Regions from separate parts of the Mus musculus genome. Here all the other regions are linked to region 1. A link is a loop called in an ENCODE intact Hi-C map of the cell type or tissue named here. Cell type or tissue: gastrocnemius. All regions are shown on one strand. Links, peaks and the distances in the headings refer to the core of each region. The heading gives the core; the rest is flanking DNA. Region 1 holds the start of Gfra1 (glial cell line derived neurotrophic factor family receptor alpha 1). Region 2 overlaps Gfra1 (glial cell line derived neurotrophic factor family receptor alpha 1). Region 3 holds the start of Gm46650.

Region 1 (10,176 bases), core at 1-8,000:
ATAAGTAAAGACAGCATCAGTCTGGAATCTGTATTTCATTAAGAGAAATCACCGCCTTGCCTCTTACATGCGGGCTGTCTAGTGCAAAAGCTATGAGAAAATAACTTAATGCTTAAAACTTCTGTTCATTTCCAAACTGAATGCAGAAATGGAAGAAAAGCCCAAACAAGCTGAGGGCAAGACTCCATGTCGCAGGGCCACTGGTTCAGGACTGTTTCCTCTCAAATGAGCTCACACTTGCTCGGGACAAATCGGAGCAAGAACAAACGTGAGCTGGTGCTACGTTTCAAATCAATGTCAGCTGTTAAATCCACGACAAGTTGGTCTACCCACAATCCCTCTACAGATTAAGGTTATCTCCTCTGCTCCTTGAGGACAGTGGCATCCTGACAGCAGATTCCACTCCACTGAGACACTGTGTAAGGTTCAGCCACAGGAATATGATTGCCACCTACAGACAGCATTGTTCCCTTTGCCTAGAGCTAGCCAATCATATTTCATTGTTTTTTTTTTTTTAAGTCAATGCAGTCACCTCCCTCCAGGCACTTCCAAACCACCACAGCACATTACTTCATTGAGAACTACTCTCCACTCAGACATCCATGGCTACATGGTCCACTTCTTCACTATCAACACCTCACTTCCGATTTCCCAGAAACCTCCCTCAACCTGTACAGTATGAGGAAGCTCGCCAAAGGGCAAGCCAGCAGAATCGGGCCGATAAAGGAACCGTAGTGGAAGTATAAATCAGCTTACCTGATATGAACGGGACTGCCCGGAATATATCTGACAGCCTGCTGTTAACCGGCTCATATGGGGAATCTTCCAGTAGGTCATTTCCTAGAAATGACAGGAAGATTGGGCTCAGCTCTGGAAAACAGGCATATTTCAAACAGGGTTTCACTGCCCATCCGGAACCCCTAATTGTGTTATAACTGTGTACCAAGGAGATGCTGAAATCCTCAAAGATTTCACATGAGAGCTTAGGGATATATTTCCTTCTCATTCCTCTGCCTTTGTCGTCCTCGCTCTTCCCAGAGCACCTTGTAAAATATTGGAGAAGCACCCCGAGCTTGCCAGAAAACTCTCCCACTCTTTGCAAAGGAACTGAAATCTGAGAGGAAACAGCCAGTGACGTCACACACTTTGCTTGTCTCCAGGAACCAATGGAAGAAAGGTGACCCAGGAGCGGCCCTAGTTCTGTTAGCTCCCCAAACCAAAGCATGTGGCCTGCAAGCAGAATTCTGGCTATTCCTAAGATTTTTTAGAAGCGGCAGCTGATAGTCCAAGCTTCTGTATTATAAATGTTAGTGAGTCTCAGTGAAGAATGAATGTATGGGACACTTCGGAGGTCCACTTGCAGACTCCCCTTAAATCCCACTGGAATGGGCAGTTGTGACTGCTACTCATGTGCATAACTGTGGTTGAACCTCAGCAGCTGGTTCAAAACCCAGCTAATCTAAAATGACAAATGGTTTTCCACCCATGTATCTTTGAACTGGTGTGGTGGGGGGATGAATAGAGAGCAGAGTTCACTGGCTCTGTAATACTTCTTCATCCCATGTCATAAGAAAAGAAAAGAGGACACGCCAGTGGGACTACTACTCTCTACACGCAGTGAAAGCCTCGGGTGGGCGGCTGAAAGGTGGGTTCTAAGGAGTCCCCACTCTGATGTTCTAACTAGGTTTCAGGAAGGTCAGTGGGGTCCCAGGGGTGCCCCCACCCCCTCATGGATTTTCCAACAACCAGCTCCAACAATACTGCTCAGCTGCAGCAGAAAACACCAGCTGCCTCTGTCCCTAGAGGCCAATGAAAGGTCCTCATTCCGCAGCTGGGAGAAGTGAGCAGAGGATGAGATCAGCCAGCTTAGCCCCAGTACCGGACTGGACTGAGGTTGCCTCTGGCCTTCTGAGAGGAAGCCCGGCACGCTGGTGGGGGCAGTAGTGCATACCCTGCAGGCTCTGGTACATGCTCCAGTAGATACGCAGACAATTCTTCTCTTTCTTCATGCCCCGCTTGCAGCGGCAGTTGTAGAGAGACTTCTGCTTCAAGGCCTCCATAGCGCTGCGGCACTCATCCTTGGCCTCGAGGCCGGATGTCAGGCTGAAGTTGGTTTCCTTGCCCGCCACGCACTGCCTCAGTGTGCGGTACTTGGTGCTGCAGCTCTGTTCCTTCAGGCACTGATCACTGGCTTTCACACAGTCCAGGCGGTCCCCACCACTCACCTCGGCCGACATCAGCAAATCTACAGGGTGAACAGAAGAACGTTTGAACGCAGCAGACTAGTGGGTACCCTGATTCCAGGTCCCGGGAGGGCAGGGCATGATAGACCTCCACCATCATTCTGAAGGGGCAGATTAGGTAGGAAGCTGGTCCACCCCTCTTCTGGAATTTTCTCACCCCGGGAATACTGCCATCACGCCCCTCCCCGGCTCAACAAGGAAGGTTCCACTGGCTGCCTTAGCGGGATTTGCCGGGGATCCCGCGCAGCCCCAGCGTCCCAAAGCAGAAGCAAGCACTCCTGACCCGCTGGCTGCCCCGCCTCCCCAGGCACCCGAGGCTGCAGTGTCTCCTGGCCAGCAGCGGGCAAAAGGGCACTGAGCTGAACAGCGAGGCTGGGTGCTTGGCACCCTTAGCGCTCTGAACGAAAGGCAGACGAGTGCCACAGTCTGCCCCGCGGGTGCGCAGAGACGTTTTTCCCTTAAAAGTTTTCCATTCCAAGTTTGCTCTCTTCCGACCCCAGCGGTATTTGACCACACTCCACCTGCCGGAGCGTCTCAGGGAGCTCCGACTTCCAAAGGGGAGTAACGCCCTGGGATGGAAGCCTACGACCCCTCAATTTTCCACCAGGCTGGGTTATTAGTTTTTGTTTTGTTTTGTTTCTCACCCCCTTTAAACACGGCAAAATAAAATCAACCGCTCAAAGACGCGCCAGCACTGCTTCCCAATCCCAGAGATTCTTGAACCTCTTCACCCCCTAGCGAAACTTCTTCCACCCACACTCAAGGCACCCACCCGCAATTCTGGAGTGGCTGCCGCAAGGGACCCCCCAATGAAAGACTCTGGATGAGAAAGCCAGCAGCGGTCTCGACTTACCCAGGAGTGGCAGCACGAAGTACAGAGTGGCTAGGAACATGGTGCCGCCGCGCAGCTGGTCCCCGCCCCCCCAAAATCCAAAGCCGCCACCGGATCTCGCGGAGAGAGCTCAGCGTGCAGAGATCCCCGGGCGACTGCGCTCCTCTGGCCACTCAAAGTTAAGCTCCATCCAGGGTGAGAGCAGACTCCCCGTTGCTCTGCCGCCCACCGCCGCCAGGGACTCAGCTCCGAGCGGGCGCGAGGGCGGGAGGCGGACCCGCTTTTAGGGGTTCAGTTCCGACCCAACCTGGAAGGAAGAGCGCGCTTTGAAATGAGAGCCCAGAGTGCTGAAGCCTCCAGCTCCCGCCCCTCTCCCCTCCCCCGCTCCCGCCTCGGGGGACTTCTCAACGCTACCCCCACTCGGGTCCGAGAGCAGGAGGTGCGAATTCATCTATTACGGGCACGAGGAAGCTCCGGAACCCGGGTTCTGGAGCTGGTAAGGTCCGCTAGGGCTCCCAACGTTCAAAGCTGGAGGATATCGCGCACAACCCAAGAGGCTGAACGCAAGCAAATAAATAACCATTACTTTCAGAGCAAGCGCCGGAAGCTAGCTGGCGCTGCCCGGAGTCGGAGCCTCGGTGGCGAAGGCTTCTTAGCCAACCCCGCTGGACCAAGACCCTGCTCCGGCTCCGGGAAGTTGGCCGCCCTCCCTGGCTCTCGCCCGACCACTCACTTGCTGGCTCGATCACTAGCGTTCTAGCTCTTCTGTCCCCGGCCACCGATCGCTACCCCAGTCACCGTCATCCCCTCCCCTGGACGAGCCTCTCTTCCCAGGCAGTCCGGCAAGAGGAAACTGACATCCCGCATCCCGCCTGGTACTGAAACCTGGCTTCTCCGCCCCTACTCCTACCTGCCGCTCATCCTGGGCTCCTTCCTAGACTTCAGTGCTTCACACGCACTTGCCTAGCGCCCGAACTCCTGTGCATCCACACCACTGCCCCGTGAGAGCGAGCTAGTCCACAGCATCTGCACACCCCAGCAGGTGCAGCCCCGCACCACTAGCGCCCCCCTGGCCCCAAAGTTGGAGGACGCCAGCAAAATGGAAAGGGATGGCTGGAGGGGAGGTGGCGATGGGTTCTCAAGTGGAATGAGAAAACTCTAAATGCCACGAACCTGAACCCAATTGACCGGTGTCCAGCTGCAGCGAGTAGCCAGTGTTTGTTTATTTATTCTTTGGGGTGTCCCCGCCTCCTCTTTCTCTTTCCGGCCTCACTTTCTCTGTGCTAGGTAAAAAAACGATGCCACAATCTGCTACAGCTCGGAGGACAGAGTTGGCCAGGACGATTTCCGAGCAGACCTCCCCGCCCCGGCTCGATGCCCGGTAGGGATGTCAGCGGTTATTGGAAGCGGTGGGAGGATAGCATGCCCAGATTGGTTTTGGCTAAAGGCCCCTCAGGCTGCTTCTGCTCCTGCCTCCGGGCAGCGCAGGGCCGGCTCTTCTGTGAAGCGCAGTTCCTCCGTCCGCCACAGCAGACTTACAGGCTGGCTGGCGGTGGGACCCAAGGCCAACAGGCAAGCAGGCTCAGGACCCGCAGCGCTACGCCGCCGCCGTCGCGGAGACTGCGCACCCCCACCCCCTTCAGTGCACAAGGGCTCTTTCTTTAGTGCAACACAGCAACCCATCCAGACCCTTTTGAACACAAAGTTGTTTTTTTTTCTCCACGTCATTCGCGGCTGTGACTCAAGACTTGGCAAGATTCAGACTCACTCAGACCTAAGCCCTGAGCGGCGATCCGGGATGCACCCACCCATTGATAAAATGCTTGTGCGAGCTCATGCACCTCTCTCCTCCTGGTATGACAGCGAGACAAAGCAAAGTCCACCCCAGCCCACTGCACTGAAGTCTGATCAGACCCAGCTTTAGGTAATTTTATAAGATGATTTCCATCTTTACTGTTTCAAGAGTAAATTTTTTTTCAAAAACATTTTATAAACAGAACACATCCACAGCCCTTCACCCCAACTTCAAGGATCGCTCCAGCGATGCTGCTGAACCCCGCTCTCCGTGACACCCGCTGTCCTTTAGGGGTCCAGAGATCTGTCTAGAGTATGTCCGTAGTAGTGTTTGACCGACCAGCTCGCTGCTTGGGGCTTGTGTCAGAGATCTTTTCTATGTCCAAGTTCATCATCTCTCAGGAAAACAGAGTTTGAATCGAATCTATGAGCCCAGCTGTCAAATCTGCAAACCCATCACCACAGACAATGGGCCGCCAAGGAGAACAAAAAAAGAGACGCTCTTTTTTTGATCCAGAGTGTTAATTGAAAAGGGCAAAGGCTTTAGTTTAAGGCGTAAGGGCCGGGAGAAGAGGAGGAGGGATGGGTAGCCCTCCATTCAAGTACACATCAGCCAGGCGTGCCCTTCAGCTGTGGCGGCTGTAGCATTGTTTGGAGTCCTCAAAGAGTCTGTGCCTCTGTGAGCAACCTGAACCCAGGGGACATCCCGCCAGTGCTAGCTCCTCCTTTGCCTTGCACGTGTTCCTCAGGGGCAGGTATGAAGTGTCTGAAGCCTTCGCCAGGAACCCCTCCCCCGGTGTCACATTCAATCACACCAGACTTACACAGATTTCCAGTTCAGTGTATCAGTTTACACTCCGTCGTTGAGTAAACAAAGAAAGCATATGTCACATTTTTTTTGCGACAGATGGTTCGATCCAAGGGCTACTTAAGTTCTTTCTCTAGCGATAGTCAGAAGTCTACAGGGTGGAACTACTGTGGGAGATGGAATTGAGTCTTCCAATCAGTGTCTCTGCGTACAGAAGCAGATTTCCATATTTTCACACCAAGGCAAAAATCTCCAGGAAGTGGATGTTAATGAGAAGACTTAGCTGAAGACTCCCATTGATGCTGAAAACATAAAACCCCCCTCCGTTGTCCTATTTCATAAGTGAGTGGGAATATTTTTCTCTGTCAATTCAGTGCTTTTCTTTGGGGACCACTTTGGGTGGTTGAAGAATAGTTAAGTTTCATTTAAGACACTAGCTAAGTCTATTCCAAATATTTTTTTGTTGGGAAAACACTTGGTTATTCTACTTAATCCTAGGGAGTTAGTTAAAATCTACTTTTAACAGAAAAGGAAAGACTGGTCTAAAGTTCTCTAAATGTGGAATAAAGGACTCTTTCGAAAATAGTTATGGCTTCAAGAATATTACATACCCCTTCTTCACTCTAGCCTTCAATATATGATAAATATATAAATATTTACATAATATATAATAAATATAGATATGGTGAAATTAGACCTTTGGGGTTTGGTTTGGTTTTGAGGGGTTATTAATTTTATTTTTATTTTTGTGTGTGTCCCAGTCCATGAAGGTCAGAGAGAACATCAAATCCCCTGGAGCTAGAAAGTGACAGGTTGTTTTCAGGCTCAACATGGGTGCTGGGAACCAGACTCAGGTCTTCTACAAGAGCAGTAAATAGTCTTAAGTCTTGAGCCATGCCCCCATCTTTGTTTAAAATAATTAATAATAAGGACAATAATAATAAATGCCCACTGTTTGCTACAACTGTGTTGACCAACACCAAAACTACCAGCCTCAGTGTCACTGCCATGAATTTAATTAAAATTAAGTACCAGGTAAGTGTGGTTAGTTCTCAGTGGCACCAACCAATGACTATACATGACCATGGTTACCATATCTGATAAGGCTTACAAAACTCTTCCATAATCACAGAAAGATCAAGAGGACAGCCCTACCCTCTAATGTTGCTGTTAAATTAATAGGCACAGTTTCTATATAGAATAACAGATCATTGTAGGCATCCAGTGAGTGCTTTATTAAGCAATGGCACAATGGGGATTGTGGGGCCATTGGGGGTGGTGAAGGTGATGGAATGTGAGGGAGGTGATGATGGTGGTGATTGGTGGTTGAGTGTGGTGATGGTGGAGGTGGTGATGATGATGGTGGTGATGGTGATGATGTTGATGGTGATGGTGGTGTTTTGTTTTCCTTCCGTGGAAGGAGAAGAACTCTACAATGACACAGCCCATTGAACGTCTGCTCTGTACACAGGATGTGATCAGTGGTAGTAAAGCAAAGGAGAAGAGAAACGGCCATGTCAAATTTCATCCTGTGAGAAGAGCTGTAAACAAAAAGATGTAGTTCATACTCTAGCTTATGACTTCTCAAGGCAGGACCCCATAAGGAAAACCATTGCCTCACGGTCTGCTACCATAAAGGTGAGAGAAATGCACAGCCAGAAAGCCTTAGGAATATGGAAAATAGAAAGTGTGACATGTTCTATTAATTCTGCATCCTCAGAGCTTGTCTTTCCCATGAGCACGGATGTGTCTCAGGACGAAAGGTGACATTGAAATATCAAATATTAATCATTATAAAGGTTCGTGTAATCCTCAGTGGAAAATTGGTTTTAATGCTACAAAATTAGGTTCAATCCACCCGTGAGCATGTGAAGTGAGCAATCTTCTTGTATCTCTTGATGTGAGCGTATTTCCATAAGTTAACAGATGAGTCACGATGAAAGTGACAGTTTTATCTCATGTGACATTTTGTGTCTTACTCTCTTTGCCTTTGTCCCGTGGAATATAACGTAAAGCATATTCTTTCCCTAAAGTTGTACTGCTCAAAAGTCATTCAAACTACATCATCACTTGACATTAGCCAGTTGACAGGCTTACCTCAATAACTACATAAAACCCCTCACTGAATGTATTTATCTGTTCCTTCCATGTTACTCTGATTTTTCTTGACTGTTCTCTTCCATTTGCCCATGAAATCCTACATCTTAATACCTTGAGGTCCAGCTTAGCTGAGTAGATCACTTAGTCATAGCAAAGACTCCTTGCATGAGCTAACCATTCCGTGTGTTCCTTCCACAGCCCCATCAGAAGCTCTGCTACATCTGTGGTGACCGTTGTTTCAGGCACTCTATCTGCCTCCTTGACTGGACTGTGAGCTCGTTGAAGGCAAGGGAATGTTCTAGAACTTAGGTCTGCATCCCCAGCATTTAGACTTATGACTGACACACACTCAATCCCAAAGAATGCGTATTGATTGCATGAATAATGCGTAGTGCTGGTCCTCATTTTCCTCTGACACCATAATTTTACAGAAAGATTTATATGAAAATCCCTTTACTGTATGAACAATACTAAATGTAAGTACCTCGTATGATTACTGGTATTACAGTTCCAATAATAGTATCAGATATGTATTATTCCTTTGGGGATTTGACATTTAAATTTTTTTAAACAAAAACCATTATTATAATAGAATGCTCTTTTTCTGCCTCACTTTAATAGTAAAATATGACATATTTCATTTCTGGGAAATGATAGCTTGCCTTAGGTCATATTTTAAGGCATAAAGCCAGAAGCAGAGTAACACAGTCCCACCTGATGTTCTGAAACCATCTAGAAATGTACCTCTCTCTGGGAAAAGGGCCAGATCACAACCACCCTGGAGCCTGCCTTCGTCTTCAGAGGCAAAATTTTAAAAGCCAAATTGGCTCAGAATTATTTTTAAAGAAACAACCCCATGAACACAATTGCAAGCCCTCTCGCCGTCTTTTGGGGAAACCGATAAAAATGAATGCTGACCATCTAAACCGGAAAGCTGGCGAAGGCTCGCCGCGCCGACAAAACTCTCACCTCCTAAACTGCACTTTGACCCTTGGCCTTTTGTGGTCCAGGAAGAGACAGTTGCTCTCAGAGCACAGAGCCCTTTCCAGGAGGAATAGACGAAGATGTATCTTTTGAACATTATTTGCAAATGGAAGTTTCTTATAGGCCGTGAGGGTGCCTGACCCCTTCGAACCTGCCTTAAGATATCTTCCTTCCTCCTCTCTGTTCAGGTAATTTTCATTTCTTAGTACTCATAAGTCAGTGGCCAGGGTTTTAATGCATTTATGGAAGAATATTCTTGAGAGTTGAAGTCATTTGTGCTTTGGCCTTCTGCCACAAAATGCATAAGGTGCGCAGTCCTGATGAAACAAAGTGCCTGTCACGCCTTATTGCTCCAGTATATGGCGGAGTACACACCATCTTCTGAGGACTTGCAGGGCTCTTGCTCATGAATGCCAGAGGTGCTGGATTAAAAGCCCTGTGAGTTTCAGCCCTCTTTATCCAGCCAGGGTGGGAATGCCTGCTGGCAAGAGACACCTTCTCAGGACTGCCTCCCTCATCCCCCAAATCCTGCTCCGAAGGGAATATTTCTTCAGAAGGGCAACAGGGAAGCCTAATCCCCAGCTTTGTCCACTAATTAGCCCGCCTCTGTCTCTGGAGGCAGCAAACACAGATGCTGATCCTGATGAGTGCTAGGACAAGGAAGGAAAACAAGACCGAAAAACATCGAGTCGTTTCTTCGGAAGCCATTTAGCAGCCTCTTGAAAGCCGTACGAAGTTTTCATTTCTCTCCATGTCATTAGGTCTGAAGTGGTCAGATGAGGCCTTTCCCACCCGTGATGCTTTGGGACAAACTCGACCGGAGACTGGGAGATGAGCAGCTTGCAGGCTTTGTGCAACAATGAAAGCTCTGTGAGGCGTTTCTGCCTTTGTCCTGCCTCTTACCCAGGGGACTTATAGGAACTGCCATGGTAATGCACGACTGACCACAATGTAGGCCTCTGGAAGCCCCTGCTAGGAGCTCACTAATGCAATTAGCTTACAGTTAAGGACTATGCTTTTTCCAGAGCCCATGAGGCCAAGGGTGCTCCCAGAACAAAGGGCTGGGGGTCTGTTTTAAAGTAACCATCGTGACATCATTTGGAAGACATTTCAAACTCCCCCAGAACCGATACTCTGAGAACAAAGACGGCGCGTGTTCTTGGGGCTGTTGGTCTTATTTTCCCCTGTCAGAAATCTGACAAAAGTCAGTTGAAACTGTCGAGAGAAACATCACATGTTATGAGGTTTCCCTCAAATCTGAAGTCTACAGTCAGGGTGATGGATTTGTTCTATGGATGAATCCAGCAGCACAGAAGTGAACTAGGAAAGGGTAGGGAATACAGATTGCGATGTAGATGGGAAGTTGCCCTTGACAGAGTTCATATCTCCTGAACCACGATAGAAAATTAAATGGA
Region 2 (8,000 bases), core at 1-8,000, 140 kb before region 1:
AGCTAACTGCCTAAGTGTCTTGATTATAGGCATGGGCTATCAGGCTTGGGTAGATTTTGGTTTTCAATGTGGTCCAATCATCTGTACATCAATGTATCAGTCAGTTTCACCCTCATGCACCTTGCTTTCCCATTTTCAAGACATGATAATGAAGTCCCTGCGATCCTCAATACCCTCTGCTTTGCTGAACAATAGACTTTGCTCTTTAGAATAACTTTAAATATTAAGAACGATGACCAAGGGCAGAATGAATCCACAGGCAGAGAGAGGTTCTATTCTCTCAAAGGCACTGGCCTCTCTGTTGATTCAGGAAGTGCATGGACCCAAAATCAACCCTGACCTGCAGCAGGTCAAACATAGAGGTCTGTCCCACCTGGGGAGACGAGTTATATCAGGGATGCCCAGTGGGATGAGAGAAGTATTCGAATTCAAACATCTCTGAAGCAAGAAACTGCCTTTTCCCAAATAATAATCCCCTCACTGTCCCAAATCAAAGAGGCCACCACTGCCACCAGTCGGCATTACACTCAGAAAACTGCCACCATTATTGGTCAACACCAGCACCTGCTAGTCCACTGGTGTTACTCACGATGAAGCCACGATGACAGCGAGCGATCTATTTCTGCTGATTGTGAGGAGGAACCAAGCAGTAAGTGCATTAAAATCTGCATGGATTGCATGAAATATGACAGAGCACACAGAAGGTTAACGAGACACGTTGAGAAAGTGCTGTTTACCAAGGCTTGCCAACTTCCGGCTATCTTTCCGCGCCCTTCTTTTGGGCTGGCAGAACAGAGCCCCTGCTGGTTCCTTCTTTCTTTCTGACTTGATTAATTGCCATGTTAACACAACCACTACTCCTCTCCCTCTAATGTATTAGCCCAGCAAATGAAAAACGAGCACCAGGCGCCAAGCTCTTCCCAGGGGTAGGCAAGCCTTTCTGGAAGCTCACATTGACTGTCATCTGATATCTGAGAGGATCAGGTGGCAAAATCTGATCACATGGGTTGTGACCCTTGTAATTGATCCTTCATGGGTTTGGCCTTTTCCAGCTGAGGTGCAAAGAATTACATTTAAGATCCATGTGCAGGCTGTTTGGAGCCTATTTCTTCCTATCTACACGCGTTTCAGACCTATTGTATTACCCGGTGTGCATTTCCTGCTGGGCCCCCTTTTTTACATTCTACACAACTACTCGAAGCCTGATGCCGAATCTAAGCTCTCTGGGGCTGTGACCAGGGAAAGCATTCTGAACACTTATGGATTTGTAAATAATTCTTCTACCGGGTGTAGACAGTTTCCAGGGTTAACCACGAGTCAAAGGCAGTTTCTATCGTTTAGACTGCCATTTCCTGACGTGCATGCAGTCACCTGCTTTCATCCTACATCTCCCCAGCTATGTCCATACCTTAAAAAATTAGATGGCTCTTGTAAGTGGTGTGCCAGTCCCGGGCTCGCTGCTACCGTGATTAAGAGTGCTGTCTCAGCAAATGGGATCATTACATTTTTAATTAACCTTTCCAACCTCCCCACCACCTTTTTCTTTTGTTATATGCCAGCTCCTTGAAATTTTCTATTTGTTTATGTTCAACTAGGTTTGAAACAAAGGCATGGCAACCGATCCCAGGTGAAGCAGGAGTCCACACTGCAGGGGACCTCCCTGGGAAGGCCTGGTACCTCCTTGTGTGTCAGACATGGGGACAGGCACTTAGAACTCTGTGGCTGGGTTCCCACCTAATTTTTATTTTGGCAGCTTAGCATTATTTAATGGCCCCAGCTACCAGGGAACTGGCTTTTTAAAATCTCTTTCAACCTAATTATAATTACAGTGTATAAATCATGGAATGATCAATTATAAAAATCCTGGGTTCATAAATATTTAACTTAGCATTTAAATCCACACTGCAGGAGTGCGCGAGATTTTGGAGGCCATCTCTCTGCAAACAACTGCTTTATTACAGCTCTGCTGCCAACAACTGCAAATGGCACCAAGTCTGTCTTGTAACCCACTCCAGCACATATCTGGGCATAATGCCTCTCTGAGTGCTAAGATGCCATGGTTAGTCTTCTTTAAAAAAGAAACAAAAAAACAAAAACAAAACATGCACATGCCTATCATTAAAAGATTTTTTTTATTCCTATCACCATCCCTAAATTCCTCAAGTTAGGAGGCATGATTACAATATTTGACATAAAAACACTCATTAAAATATATTCTATCCAACAAAAGATTGATTCCAAGATAATTGAGGTCAGATTTGTTTGCAAATGTCTTGTGACGTGTGCAAACGCTGAGGCAGAGAGGAAACGGTCTTCGAGGCAGACTCAAGCAAAACAGCTAAACATTTTTCAGCAAAAAATCATAAAAGCATAATTGGATTTCAATTTAGAAATAGCGGGCCTAAGACAGGCCATTTTTAATAATCTAATTATGTGCTCAGGGCCTACCCCAGAACTCAGCCATGGCTACAGAACTATTAATTGCATTCAATCCTGCTGCATCTTCAACCATGAAATTTGCTATTACATGTAGGGCTGGTTTTCAGTTATGGGCCTCTCTTCTCCAACCTCAGACGCTCTTATGCCATCCAAATGTGCCTGCTCTTCTCATTTTCCCAAAGCAAAATCTCTTAATGGCTTCTCTGGACCAGAAAAGTAGCTCAGACTTGTGGTCTTTCCGCAAACATCATATAAAAGCAAGGCCCATAACTATTTCCCCCTGTTTTTATGAAGGCACAGAGAAGAGCCCTTGCTTTTCCCTGATTTTCATTAATTAAAGGTATTTAATTGCTAACATCTCATTAGCAGTAAAATTAATGAGTACTTCAACTATCGGAAGGATCTGCATGATAAAATAAACCTAATTCATTTTATGGCGTATGAAAAGTAAATCCACTAATATTTAGCCTATGCAAGCTCCACTGGTATTTAGTAATTTCAATGGTAAAAGACAAAATACATCTTCAAAACAGGTGCTGCGTCTCCTCGGGGAAGGCAGCAGATATGGGCCAGCAAACTAATCGAGTCTTCCCTCGCTTTCCCCCAGCGCCATACTGCCACCAAGAAGACCAATTAGAAGAATAGAAAATGGCTTAAAAAGATAACTTTCCAGGTTACTGTGAATAAAAAGCTGTCCGTAGGATAACGTGCCTACGTTTTTAAGGTGGTTGTGATGCCGATGGACCACAACAATGATCAGAATTGCTTGATAACCCTCAGGGTACAGTAGTGGCACCCATACCTCTGCAGTAACCAACAGCTCTCTAACTGGACTTACGATCCATTTAACAGCAGGGAAATCACTCCCAGTCCTGGAAGCCCATCCAACTACCCTGGAGTGCTGGGCCTTAGAAAAGAACCTACTACTGGCACTTTATTAAACCAACATAATTTCAAACTGCATCTGTATATTTATCTTTATACCCACAGATAGATGTTTCTCTCACTACCCATCAAAGAAACTTCTTTTTGTAACAGATGGAGACTATTACAGAAAACCACAATCAACTAAAATGAAGTGAGAGTAATCACGTGGTGCCCAGCCCCAGCTGACACATTTACAACAAAACCTCCTGCACCTAAAACAAAAGGAACATCATGGGAAAGAAGACAGAAAGATTGTAAGAGCCAAAGGATCAGGCTGCGTCCCCAAGGAATGACAAGGAAGCCACACCCATGATACCACAATAATAATGGTTGCATAAATAAGACCTGAAGTACAATGCCAACAGACATGGAAGAAAGAAATATTAATGGGCAACACCCATTGACACAGAACTACAGGCAACTAAGGAATGCTCAGAGTGGGAGAAAAACTCTGCCTTAGAGATGAGCCCCTACCTGGTTATTCAATACCAATGGGCAGCCCTAAAAGCATATGCACACAAGGAATACTAAGTGGACTGGGCAGATAAGCACGTTCATATGCACAGACACACACAGACACAGACAGGGACACACACCCAAATACACACAGACACAGAAACCCACACCCAACATATACACAGACACAAAAATGCACCCACTCAGACACACACACACACACACACACACACACACACACACACAAATACTTACCCAACATACAGACACAGACACACACATGCCCAACATACACATATACACACACATGCCCAACATACACATATATACACACAGATACACACAGAAACACACACACATACCTAACATATAAGCACAGACACAGACACACACACAGAGACACACACACACCCAACACACACACACAGACCCAGAAAGGAGGCTTAAAAGCCAAGTGTCATTTAGTAGTGAGTGTTGAACAAAGTAGGTTGTTGTAATGTAGACAATGCTCATCAGGAGAAAGGAAGGGATGGATCCTTTATGTTTTTTGTTCCTGTGGGTAACTGATAAATAACTTCTGAGAACAATTACCCAATGAGGTGGTCTCAGAATGGTTTTCTACCAGAAGGTCCTGGGGTAAGTGTTTCTAAGTATTAAGAAAAATAGGCCATGATTTCAAGAGCAGGCAAGGCAGGCTATACAGGAAGGATTAGAAGGAGGCAAAGAAAGACAGAAAATGATGTGATTTTTAATTAAAACTATACAAAAGAATGTCTAATGTGATGTACCCTGGGAAGGTTGAAATGTTACCTCAAGAATGCTACCAGCTCTCTGGAGACTTTGGAAGCTCTCTCCTAGTAGTCTGAGAGGTGCTTTTCATAAAATCTCTGAGCAATCCTGAGTCTCTGCATCAGGAACGGTTTAAAAAATATATTTTAATTATTTGAGTGGTTTTTTTTTTCTGTGCACCACCTGCATGCAGTACCTACAGGGGCCAGCAGAGGGCACCAGATTCCATGGAACAAAAGTTATAAAGGGTTGTGAGCTCCATCTGGGTGCTGGGAATTGAACGTGGGTCCTCTGAAGAGTAACCCAGTGTTCTTGACTGCTGAGCTATTTCTGCAGTCCCAGCAGCCCCAGGGATGAGGCTTAAATAGCAATGTCATTTAGCTAGGTGGTAATGTTGAACAAAATGCTTAGGAGAAGAGAGGAAGAGAAGTGTCTATGTTAGAGCTTTTCAGTTCCTGTGGGTGACTGATAAATTGCTTTTGAGAACCATTGCCTGATGATGTGTCTCAAAATGGTATTCTGCCTGGGATACGTTGTTTCTAAGGTGGCTACCTGGATGGGTATACTTGTTTGAATGTATGTTCTGTGAGCTCTTTATCCAGTCACAATGTTATGGGAAATTGGATACAACCAGAAGATGGGCAAGCGACCCAAAGGTTGCTTGTACTCAAAAACTCTCAACAATTATCCTGGCCTCTGATAGACACACAGAGAAGACAAAGTCTGCATTTTAAAGCCAAGGCAAAGACTGAAGATCCTGTTAAGTAGCTGAGCGGATGCTGAGATAATGAATCGATGGTGATGTCGTGGTTGTCAGGGCCTCACAGTGTGGATTTCAGCAAAGATAAGCTAAATATCAAGCCTTTATTTTTAGTTAAAGAGCATAAAATTCAATGCCTTTCCTCCCACTAGCCTATTTACATACCTGCTGTGCTACCTATTTGCCTTCACCTGCGTTCCAATTAATACCCCATTAAGCCGCTCCACCTGCAGTGGCTTTTCCCTTAGCCACAGCCCTGGAACGATCACTCATTTGCTACAGCTCAATTGTTTCTTTTGGGAAGATAAACAGGAGCCGCATGAATAATAATGGCAATGCTTTGTATTTAAAGGGCTCTGTGTTCACAAAAGGCCAGTATAGCCAGGAACTGTGGTCAGGACAGAAGGAGCCAGTTGGTGGGGAAAACATTTGCAATAGTGTGGCTACATTCCAGAAGATGCTGGCGGAGAAGGAATGGCCCTTAGTGAGTCAGATAGGTGGATTGATTCTGAATTCTATGTCTATCTTTTGTTTAATATACACTGGGGGGGGGGGCGGAGTGCAAAGGAGAGCTTGTGAGCTGGCACAACTGGGACTTCCTGTGTGTTCGCATGTGTGTAGACTTACATGGATGTGTGTGCTGGTGCTGTGACAGCCTGAGGTTGACCTCAAGTGTCTTTCTCATCACCCTCCACACCTTGAGGCAGGGTCTCCAGCTGAACCTAGAGCTCACTGGTTATGCTAGTCTAGCCAGTAAGCTGAATCCCCTGACTCCAGTCCCCTCGAAGTGCAATCACAGTGGGTGGGCAGGCCCCCCATCTTTCATGTGTGTTTTAAGATCTCAACTTTGGTCCTCATGCTTGTGTGCCACCTCCCTAGTTGCAAAGTCGGTCTTTTAAGACAGTGTTTCCCTGTAGTCAAGGGGTTTCCTTCCTGTCTAGCTAGATGAGTGAGATTTTGTTTAGTCACGGGCTTTATGGTGTCCTCCTATTTGCAGTAAATAATACACTTTCTCTTTTGTATAAACAGATTTTAGTGTCCAACCATTCTTTCCAGGAGTTATCAAATCTGGCTACGCTCTAAGATCTTATATTTTACACAGCTCCCATGACTCTGACAGGCACATCTGGGAGCTGGAAGACCTTCCATGGCATCAGCCTTTCCTATGGTCTTCCGCCTCCACAGTCACTTATCTCCATAGCAAACCTGGCTTTCTGTGTGCTCTGGACACACTTTCAGATTGTGGACCCTATCAGGTGCTTTCTGATGCATCAGCCCTTCATCGATCTCCCCAGGAAGATCCAATTGACAGTCTTTATCCATGTCTCCAGTCAAGGTAGACCAGATGACTGCAGTGTGCAGGTGACAGTTGTCTTTATCTACAGTTCAGTCGTGGTAGACCAGATGACTGCAGTGTGCAGGTGACAGTCTTTATCCACAGTTCAGTCGTGGTAGACCAGATGACTGCAGTGTGCAGGTGACAGTCGTCTTTATCCACAGTTCAGTCAAGATAGACCAGATGACTGCAGTGTGCAGGTGACAGTCTTTATCCATGTCTCCAGTCAAGGTAGACTGCAGTGTGCAGGTGACAGTCTTTATCCATGTCTCCAGTCAAGGTAGACCAGATGACTGCAGTGTGCAGGTGACAGTCATCTTTATCCACAGTTCAGTTGTGGTAGACCAGATGACTACAGTGTGCATACCTTCAAGGTGGCTTAAGGTGAAGCACATTAGCAGGACAACCCTCTCTCCCATGTTTTCGGAAACCCACCCCTCCTCCGAGCTGTAGAAGCAGAACACAGCAGAATGGGCAGGATTGTGTGTGATAAGCGTGGCTCGGTGAACACTGAGTTTTATTTAATGGGCTGATGAGAAGTCTTCCTGCTCTTCCTGATCCCCTTCCACTCTCTGGCTCTAAATTGCAAATGAATACATTCACACCTGTACCCTCTGATCCTTGTTAGATCCCTATTTGAAAGACCATACCGGTTAGCTCAAAGACTGTTCAAAGCCAGGTGTTTTTATTTGAAGAATTCCTCAGTCAGGACCTCCAGTACATCTTGATCACTTTAAGGTTCAGCTCCTTCTCCCAGGGGGATTTTCAGAGTAAATGCAATTCTAGCCTCGTGGTGCTGGGCACCAAGCCACTTCCAGGAAGGGAAGTTCTCCCCCTCCTATTCCCCTCCCCTCGCCTGGCACCTGTCCATGAAATGCTGTTCGCCTGTTGAGGCAGATGGGTGCCACAGCTTCTGCTGCTTCTACAATGGAGCTTCCCATAGTTTCTCAACACCAGAATGTTAACTTTTATATTCCCGATGACATGGAAATTATATAAATTAAAAATCAAGGGTTCATTGAGAACTATGTCAACACCCAGAACTCCTTTGTCCATTAGGATATTTTTTGAGTTTAAAAAAAAAAAAAAAAAAAAAAAAAAAACTACAGCTGAAGCCAAAAAAAAAAAAAAAAAGCATGTGCTCTACTGAAAATCCCTCCAAGCGTCCAAGTGAGCTTTTTCTAACAGAGAAAAGGTAGCACAGCAGCTGGTTTTTGTGAGCGATGTCCACATGAATGGTTCCATTTAACTCTGGGCTGAAGCTAATGTGAGAGTCGAGGTCAGGATGGTTCC
Region 3 (8,000 bases), core at 1-8,000, 160 kb before region 1:
TCACTATCTGAATAACTGACATCACTATCTGAATAGCTGACATCACTATCTGAATAGCTGACATCACTATCTGAATAACTGACATCACTATCTGAATAGCTGACATCACTATCACTGTCTGAACAACTGACATCACTATCTGAATAACTAACATCACTGTCTGAATAGCTGACATCACTATCTGAATAGCTGACATCACTATCTGAATAACTGACATCACTATCTGAATAGCTGACATCACTGTCTGAATAGCTGACATCACTATCTGAATAGCTGACATCACTATCTGAATAGCTGACATCACTGTCTGAATAGCTGACATCACTATCTGAATAGCTGACATCACTATCTGAATAGCTGACATCACTATCTGAATAACTGACATCACTATCTGAATAACTGACATCACTATCTGAACAACTGATATCACTGAATAACTGACATCACTATCTGAATAACTGACATCACTATCTGAATAACTAACATCACTGTCTGAATAGCTGACATCACTATCTGAATAGCTGACATCACTATCTGAATAGCTGACATCACTATCTGAATAACTGACATCACTATCTGAATAGCTGACATCACTGTCTGAATAACTGACATCACTATCTGAATAGCTGACATCACTGTCTGAATAGCTGACATCACTGTCTGAATAACTGACATCACTGTCTGAATAGCTGACATCACTATCTGAATAGCTGACATCACCATCTGAATAACTGACATCACTATCTGAATAACTGACATCACTATCTGAATAGCTGACATCACTATCTGAATAGCTGACATCACTATCTGAATAGCTGACATCACTATCTGAATAGCTGACATCACTATCTGAATAACTGACATCACTATCTGAATAACTGACATCACTATCACTGTCTAAACAACTGACATCACTATCTGAATAACTAACATCACTGTCTGAATAGCTGACATCACTATCTGAATAACTGACATCACTCTTTATTTGAATAACTGATGTCACCTTCTGAATGACATCACTGTCTACCTGAATAGCTGGCATCACCATCTACCTGAACAAATGACATCACTCTCTACTACTTTTCATTCTTGATTGCTCCACCCATCCCAGCTTCTCTCAGTGCTCTAATTTCATACATAAGGCCTCTTCACAGAGACCTTCATCATAAACTTGAGGATTCCCAGTTTTAGTAGTAGACTATTTCTTTTCCTACTCCCATCCAGGAGGACAAATCCTGTCACACGAGTCAACAGCGGCCTCTGTAAGGCCCGTTTTGCTAACCTTGTCTCTGACATCTACTCTCACCTTATGTATTCATTTACTCATTTAGCAAACACTCATTAATTACCTTGGCTGGCAATTATAACATTTTCCAAATGCTTTTCTTTTGGGCCCTTTAATCTCTCATCTAACCCAAGAAGTCCCTAATTGGCCTTGAGTCCTCTCCAGACCCAACCCACCTGGCCTCCTCTCCAGACCCTGCCCACCTGGCCTCCTCTCCAGACCCTGCCCACCTGGCCTCCTCTCCAGACCCTGCCCACCTGGCCTCCTCTCCAGACCCTGCCCACCTGGCCACCTCTCCAGACCCTGCCCACCTGGCCTCATACTGAATCTCTCTCTAGGTCTTTGAAGGATAAAACCTGGCGCTCAGCACAGTGCTGGGAGCCCTGGGGTCTTGCCTTGAGTCCTTTGTCTCCAACTTCACCACCTGCTTCAGGTTCTCTATTTCTTAGCTACCCATGACCTGAACATTTGCTCATGTGTAATTACCCAGAAGCCCCTCTCTGGCTTCCTGGGCTTTGCTCATCCATATTTTTGTTTCATTTGCTTTCCTGCTCACCAATGGGAAAGACAGCTCTGGTGCCAAGGTTCCCTCCAGATCCAGATATCGACACTGTATGCAAAGATAATAAAAGGAGTCTCTGACTCTTCCTGTCTCCAGGCTAAGTGGAGAAAGTGACTTTGGAAGGGTGTGGACATACTGAGCTGGTGGAAAGCCCAATCAGAGGCAGCAGAGACGCTGAGCTTGGAAAGTGTGTGGAGCAGTAGATGGAGAGAAGAAAGCAGAGGAAACTCATCCAGTCCCCCCCCCCCAAAGCTATTGATTCTGGGAGAAACAAAACCTTTACCCTGACTTCTGCCAAAGGACAGAGATACAGGAAGGCTGAGCAGCAGATTGTATCTGGTTCCTACATCCCTGAGGTGGACGCCCAGAAGAACCCATGCTCAGCTCACCTGAGAGTCAACGGCAAGGGGTAGTGGGTGTTGAGGGAGATCCTGTCCCTGTTTTCAAGGTCTGTGTCACACAGACAAGAACAAGCAGGAGAGACAGCTCTCCCAGGTGGGGCGTGTTAAAACCCGACGTTTGGTACTTTGAACGCACCGCTAAAGACACTCGTGTACTCATGTGAAATGAAAGCCATTCAAATGGACTGGAAAATGCTTCACTTGTGTTCTCTCGTATTCCCGAACCTTTCTTCCCATGGTTCAAAAGCTTGCATTGTCTAATTGCTGGTTTCCATTTGTGAATGAATCAGTGTAAAATAAAATGAAGTGGCAAATCAATCTACCAAATTAATCTAGTTTTAGGCATTAATTATCCTCTCAGCCATTTTGTCTCGAGCTTAACCACATGTCAAGACAAGTCCGGGTCTAATGATGCTGCGTTCGGTGGTTAACACAGGAGCTTACACTCAGGAAGTAGACAGAGTCTTGATGTCTAGAACCTGAGGTTTACTGTGCATCTTAGTTAGGGTTTCCATTTCTGTGAAGACACCGTGACCACAGCAGCTCTTATAAAGTCAAACATTTCATTGGAGCTGGCTCACAGTATCAGAGGTTTAGTCCCTTATCATCATGGTGGGAAGCATGGCAGCATGCAGCTAGGAGATAGGAGTTCCACACTGAGTAGAGCTTGAGGGTAGGAGACCTCGAAGTCAGCCCCTAAGTGACATACTTCTTCCAACTCCTCCTAATAGTACCACTTCCTATGGGCTAAGCATTCAAACGGGAGTCTAAGGGGGCCATACCTATTCAAACTACCACACTGTGCTAAAAGGTCTCATTCCAGGTAAACATCTCTTGCTTTTTAAAAGTTTTGTTTATTTGTTTATATATATACAGATAAATTGAAGCTAGATAGATAGATAGACAGATAGATAGATAGATAGATAGATAGATAGATAGATAGTGTTTTATCTGCATGGATGCCTATAGGCCAGAAGAAGATACCAGATTTCATTATAGCTGCTGGGAGCCACCATATGGTCGATAGGAATTGAACTCAGGACCTCTGGAAGAGCAGACATTGCTCTTAAGCTCAGCCATTTCTCCAGCCCCTTGTCTCCTACCTTTTACTATAGATGCTCAACCACTGCTGGACTAAACAAGTCACTAGGGCAGAAATGTGCTTGATCGCTTTGTGGCATGTTTTCCCAACTGGGAAATTAACAATGTTACCCATCCTTTATATGTAGGAGAATCACCCTGAGTGTGGCAAATGAAGCATTGATGGGGGCAGCTCAGAAATTGTGTGCAATGTTCTTGTGGAGCTGTTCCAAGGGACAGGTGCCTTCTTGGTTCTGTTACCAACTCCGCTTGTTTCTAAGATCTAATTATAGGATCTTGAGCCCATGGGGGAAGAAGAGCCACTTGGTGACCTCATCAAGCTACTACTTTGAAGATGTGCAGACCTACAGCTGGGTACCTGCAGGAGGAAGAAGAGGTATGCTTCCAGGAATCCATGAGAGTTTCAGAGAGAGGTCTCCAAGCCCCTGACTCCTTCCTTTAAAGAATACTTGTATATTTATTCACTTATTTTATTTTATTCTTATGTGTATGAGTGTTTGGCCTGCAATGTATTACAATATATGTATTACATGCATATCCAAGGAGATCTGAAAGGGGGGGGGTCACATCACATGGATCTGTAGTTATGGCTGGTTGTGAGCCCCCTGTGGGTACTCAGAATTGAACTTGGGTCTTCTGTAAGGGCAACAAGTACTCTTAACAGCTAAGCCATCTCTGTAACCCCAGATGATCTCTCTTGAGACGGTCTTACTGTGTATCCCTGGCTTGCCTGAAACTTACTATACAGATCAGGCTGGCCTCGAACTCATGGAGACCTGTCTGCCTCTCCCTTCCGAGTGCTGAGATTAAAGGCAGGCTCCACGTACCCAGCCTCCTTATCCTTTCCGTATTCAACGCTACCAGAACAGTCGAGAAGGAAGCAGATAACCATGTCCAGCAGACCAGCATTACTGAATTCAGAGAAGACACTTACTCTCCCTGTAGAGGGCCATGCTGCCAAGCAAAAGGGAACCTGGGACACATTCCAAGGTGGACAGCTGGCCCTGGAGGAGGCTCCCCAAGACCCAGCCCTCTGAGGCACAACGCCTTAGTGACTACACAGACATCCAATGTTGTAGTCTTTCTGCCGCACGCACAGAATGATCACCGCAGCCCTAGCCACTCAGCAAGGACAGCAGAGCCCCGAGAGCCACAAGACAGGTGGCCTGCTCTGCAGCCCCTGGCTCCCTCTTTGGTTGGCACTGGACGAAGAATGAGGATGAAACCATCTCTGTGATTCTTCAACGCAAGCTGCAGCAGCACGCTCAAGAGGAGGTTCTCTTGGCAATGAGAATAGCCAAGCACCCGAGTGACTAATTAGAGAGGTAAGAGCAGTCGAAGCAAATCTCTGCTACCCTGAGTCAGAACTGGAGAGCAGAGCTTACTCTGAACGCTGGAGTGTTGGGGGGAAGGGAGGAGGTGGGCAGAGTATAAATTTTAATAATGTATATAATGTAATTTGCATCAGGAATGAAGGACATGCTTCCTTGAGGCCACACTAGGTACTGTCAGCCTTCCAGACAGTGAGGCAAGCAAGGAGAGGGAAGCTGGCATGTGAGCTCTTCTGCTCCAGGGAACTGAGGTGCTCCAGGGGAGGAGCACAGAGCTTTCAGGTTTTATCACAGCCATCTGATAACACCTGAGTGCATGCTTTGCTGCAGAGAAGCTTAGAGGCCTGAACAGTCAAGCTCACTCCTTCCCAGCCACCCCAAGAGGGAAAGAGCCTGTCAGCTTCACTGAAGAAGAAAGGAAGGAAAGGAAAACAAAAGCAGAGGCAAACCGCAAACCTCAAGTCACTCTGCTTCCTATCTATTTGAAGGCACAAGGCAGAAGAGAGGCGGGGTTCACACAGAGGTACCGTGGGACCCTCCGGATGGAAACCTCAAGGCCACGGTAGGCAAACATTACTTGCAGGGTAGTTTTAATCAGCTTGGGCAGCTCTTTGATAGGCAAGGATGTTAAGCCAGGAAGGGCTCTCTGGAAAGTCTAAGCATGCAGAGGGGGTAATATGAAACATGTGGCGTCTTCTCCCGTCACCCTTCCTGCTGTGGGTGTTCACAGGGTCCCCTTCAGTCACCACAGCAGAGCCAGGGTTGGTGTTGGAGGGGCTGGAGGGGTGATTAATTGTAGCAGGGAGCCCACAGAACCCCAGGTTCTAGCCATTACCAACTGCTGCCCCGGGTAGGTATTATGACGGCTTCCTCAAGATGGGTTGAGAAGAAATGAAATAAAAGGCATAAAATTAAAGACAAGATTAATAAAAACCCACTGAAAGCAAACACCACTAGCTAACTCAGTGGCTCAAATTACATTTGCCACATTGGAAATGGAGGGGATAATCACAAATAATAAGCCCAGGCTCTGGAAAGACATTATGGGCTAACTAACCTAACAAGGGGTAATACCAGGGAAGCCCCTGAGTCACCTTCCCAGGAAAGATTCAAGGCAGGGTACAAAAATCCATCAATCACATTGAGATAAATTTCCCTTGCTAGGCTCCCTGATAAGCCTAGCTCTGACTCTCAAAGTCTCTGAGCTCTACGCAGGGCAGCAGAGACTGCAGTACGAATGCCACCTCCAGATGTCAGCGAATTTACAGGGCTCCCACCCCACTGTGTGTGGACCCCACTATGCGTGGCTTCTGTCCCCACCACTCTGGCCTTGATAGGGTTGGGACACTTGAGGTTAGGCAAGGACTATCTTGCCTTAAGTCCACTTCCATTTCTGCCCTATCAGCTAAGTCTATGTCTGCTAAGGGAGTGTCTCTCAGTTTCTTGAACTTGATCTTGTGTGGAGGAAGTCTGAGCCTCAAGACAGCAGCCTATCCATTTGATTATCTACAGGTTCCTCCTGCTGCTTCCCCAGAGACCTTCAAGTCTTCAATTCCCAGTTCTCATCCCTAGCTGAGCAGGAGCCCTTGCTGTATAACAAATTTACAACCGTGCAGGAATTCTGTCTTTAGCAGCACATGGCAGTGTGTGCGTGGGAGTTGAAGGGGGATGAATATAAGCTCACTACTCATGGTAGACTTCTAGGGTGTGTGAGTGTGTCACAGACTTTCCCTGGAAGCCATGTACAATATAAACCTTTGAAGAGAGGGGTTCACTCCCTTGGCCAGCCACTACTCTACTCAATGGAGATGCTGATCCCCTTGGGACCTGTTGGCATCCCTTCCTACTCAGAATCCAGGCTTCCGTCTTCAGACCCAGTTCTGAGTAGGTTGATGTCTTAGGGAGAAAGTGCCTGGTTTTAAGCCAAAGAAGATGCTAGAAATCAAGTCCTGTTCACACACAGGAGTAATCCGTTATGCTCAATGGGAACAGGGTTCTTCAGAATTTCTGAGCCTTCCCAACCTTCATGCAATGCCACACTTCCATTGCTACCCTATCCTGCCTTCAGCTGTGTCTGCTTCACCCTCCCCCCACCCCAGGGGGGAGAGTTACCTGGTTTCCTGTGGCTTACCCCATCTCAGGACATTGTATCGCATCCTTCTCTCCCAAGATGACTCTGGGGACCAGTGGCTGGGAAACAGAGCAACTCCTCTCTGCACAGAGACTGTCCCTTGTCAAGCTTCATTCACGTTCCTCCCAGAACAACAGATCCCTTCTTTCAACAAAGCAAACAAATGGCCACACGCAGGTGTGTGGCCATTATCCTCAGAAAATCTCTACCCAGAGGCTTTGAGTGTGAGCCTCGGAACCCACGAGAAAAAGACAAGCCTGGTGAAGTGCACCTGAAATCCCAGAACACAAGAGGCAGAGACAGGTCCCAGGGCTTTGGCGGCCAGCCAGCCCCACTGAATCTGTGAGCTCCGTGTAAAGTGAAAAACCCTGTCTCAAGAGACAAAGTGGACAGTGGTGAGAAACAATATCGGAGGCCTTTGGCCTCAGTGCACACACACGAGAGCATTTATGTGCACCCTACAATATTGGAGGCTGGGCTATGGCCTCAGTGCACATGCATGAGCGTGTTTATGTGCACCCCAAATTCTCCCACACCCCACATATACACAGACATAAAGAATGGATGTAAGATAGAGGCGAGGGAGAAGGCGTATCCTCAGCATAGGACAGTCATGCATACAAAGACTTTCATTTTTCCTTTGGTCACTATTTCTTTAAAGAAACAATGGGGTCCCATGCACCCGAATAAAATTCATGGCTAATGTGAGCTAGGACATCAGGCTTTGTGTTCTCCTCTTCATCCCTGGTCTTTAGAAACGGATAATATATTATTATAAAACAACTAGGTACCTGGTCACAGTTTCACCCATCTGTCCACCTACCACACACCTATGAAGTCAGCTTAACAAAGGCATTGAAGTCCCCTGTGCCCAACCCTGAGGGCAAAGTGCTTGTGGTATAGATGTGATGACCTGACTGTCCACAGTTCAGGGCTCAGCCTGCTCTTCTCAAAGAACCAAGCGTCGGTGTGCAGAGCTAATCTCTGCTTGCTGGCACCTCCTCGTTTCTAACAGTGACTGAATTCAGCTCTAAGTTCTGGGAGGAGGGACATCCAACTGTCAACAGTGTGGCTGGAGGGCTGGGATGGAAAGGGGCTAGTGTAAGCCCCCGTTCTCCCCAACCTCCTCCTCTTTCCACAGACAATGTGTTCATGGACTCCTTCAAAGGTTTAAAAGAAACCAATAAAT

The links. A loop is a pair of places that touch in the nucleus more often than their neighbours do. Peaks named below come from ENCODE experiments on the same cell type or tissue, not always from the same donor. Only the 100,000 strongest peaks of a DNase experiment are listed, where the experiment ranks them.
Region 2: it touches region 1 in a loop (2.4-fold over the local background); 13 of 42 quality-filtered maps call a loop at or near these places.
Region 3: a loop joins it to region 1, with 3 times the contacts of the local background. A loop is called at or near these places in 2 of 42 quality-filtered maps.

What each region holds. Positions count from the first base shown.
Region 1 is chr19:58,451,213-58,461,388 of GRCm38, forward strand. It overlaps Gfra1 (glial cell line derived neurotrophic factor family receptor alpha 1), which reads right to left and starts at 4,186. Exons shown (of 11, transcript NM_010279.3): 1 at 3,986-4,186; 2 at 3,097-3,382; 3 at 1,952-2,245; 4 at 757-840. The coding sequence starts at 3,136. It overlaps Gm41876 (a long non-coding RNA gene), which reads left to right and starts at 4,937. Exons shown (of 3, transcript XR_877966.1): 1 at 4,937-4,999; 2 at 7,149-7,315; 3 at 7,976-8,380. In gastrocnemius, for the core only: a CTCF peak has its summit at 4,595; DNase peaks (open chromatin) are centred at 1,902, 2,491, 3,459, 3,777 and 3 more places; H3K4me3 peaks cover 3,457 bases; H3K27ac peaks cover 3,227 bases.
Region 2 is chr19:58,309,148-58,317,147 of GRCm38, forward strand. All of the region lies in intron 5 of Gfra1 (glial cell line derived neurotrophic factor family receptor alpha 1), which reads right to left. Among named protein-coding and RNA genes, the nearest start is that of Gm10007, 17 kb to the left of the region's middle. In gastrocnemius, for the core only: a CTCF peak has its summit at 4,823 (motif pointing right); DNase peaks (open chromatin) are centred at 890, 1,669, 1,943 and 7,554; H3K4me3 peaks cover 824 bases; H3K27ac peaks cover 788 bases.
Region 3 is chr19:58,291,805-58,299,804 of GRCm38, forward strand. All of the region lies in intron 6 of Gfra1 (glial cell line derived neurotrophic factor family receptor alpha 1), which reads right to left. Gm46650 reads right to left here and starts at 2,774. Exons shown (of 2, transcript XM_017318325.2): 1 at 1,570-2,774; 2 at 1-1,515. The coding sequence starts at 1,048. It overlaps Gm10007 (predicted gene 10007), which reads left to right and starts at 4,400. Exons shown (of 3, transcript NR_040449.1): 1 at 4,400-4,674; 2 at 5,169-5,242. In gastrocnemius, for the core only: a CTCF peak has its summit at 4,299; DNase peaks (open chromatin) are centred at 4,361 and 7,135; H3K4me3 peaks cover 408 bases.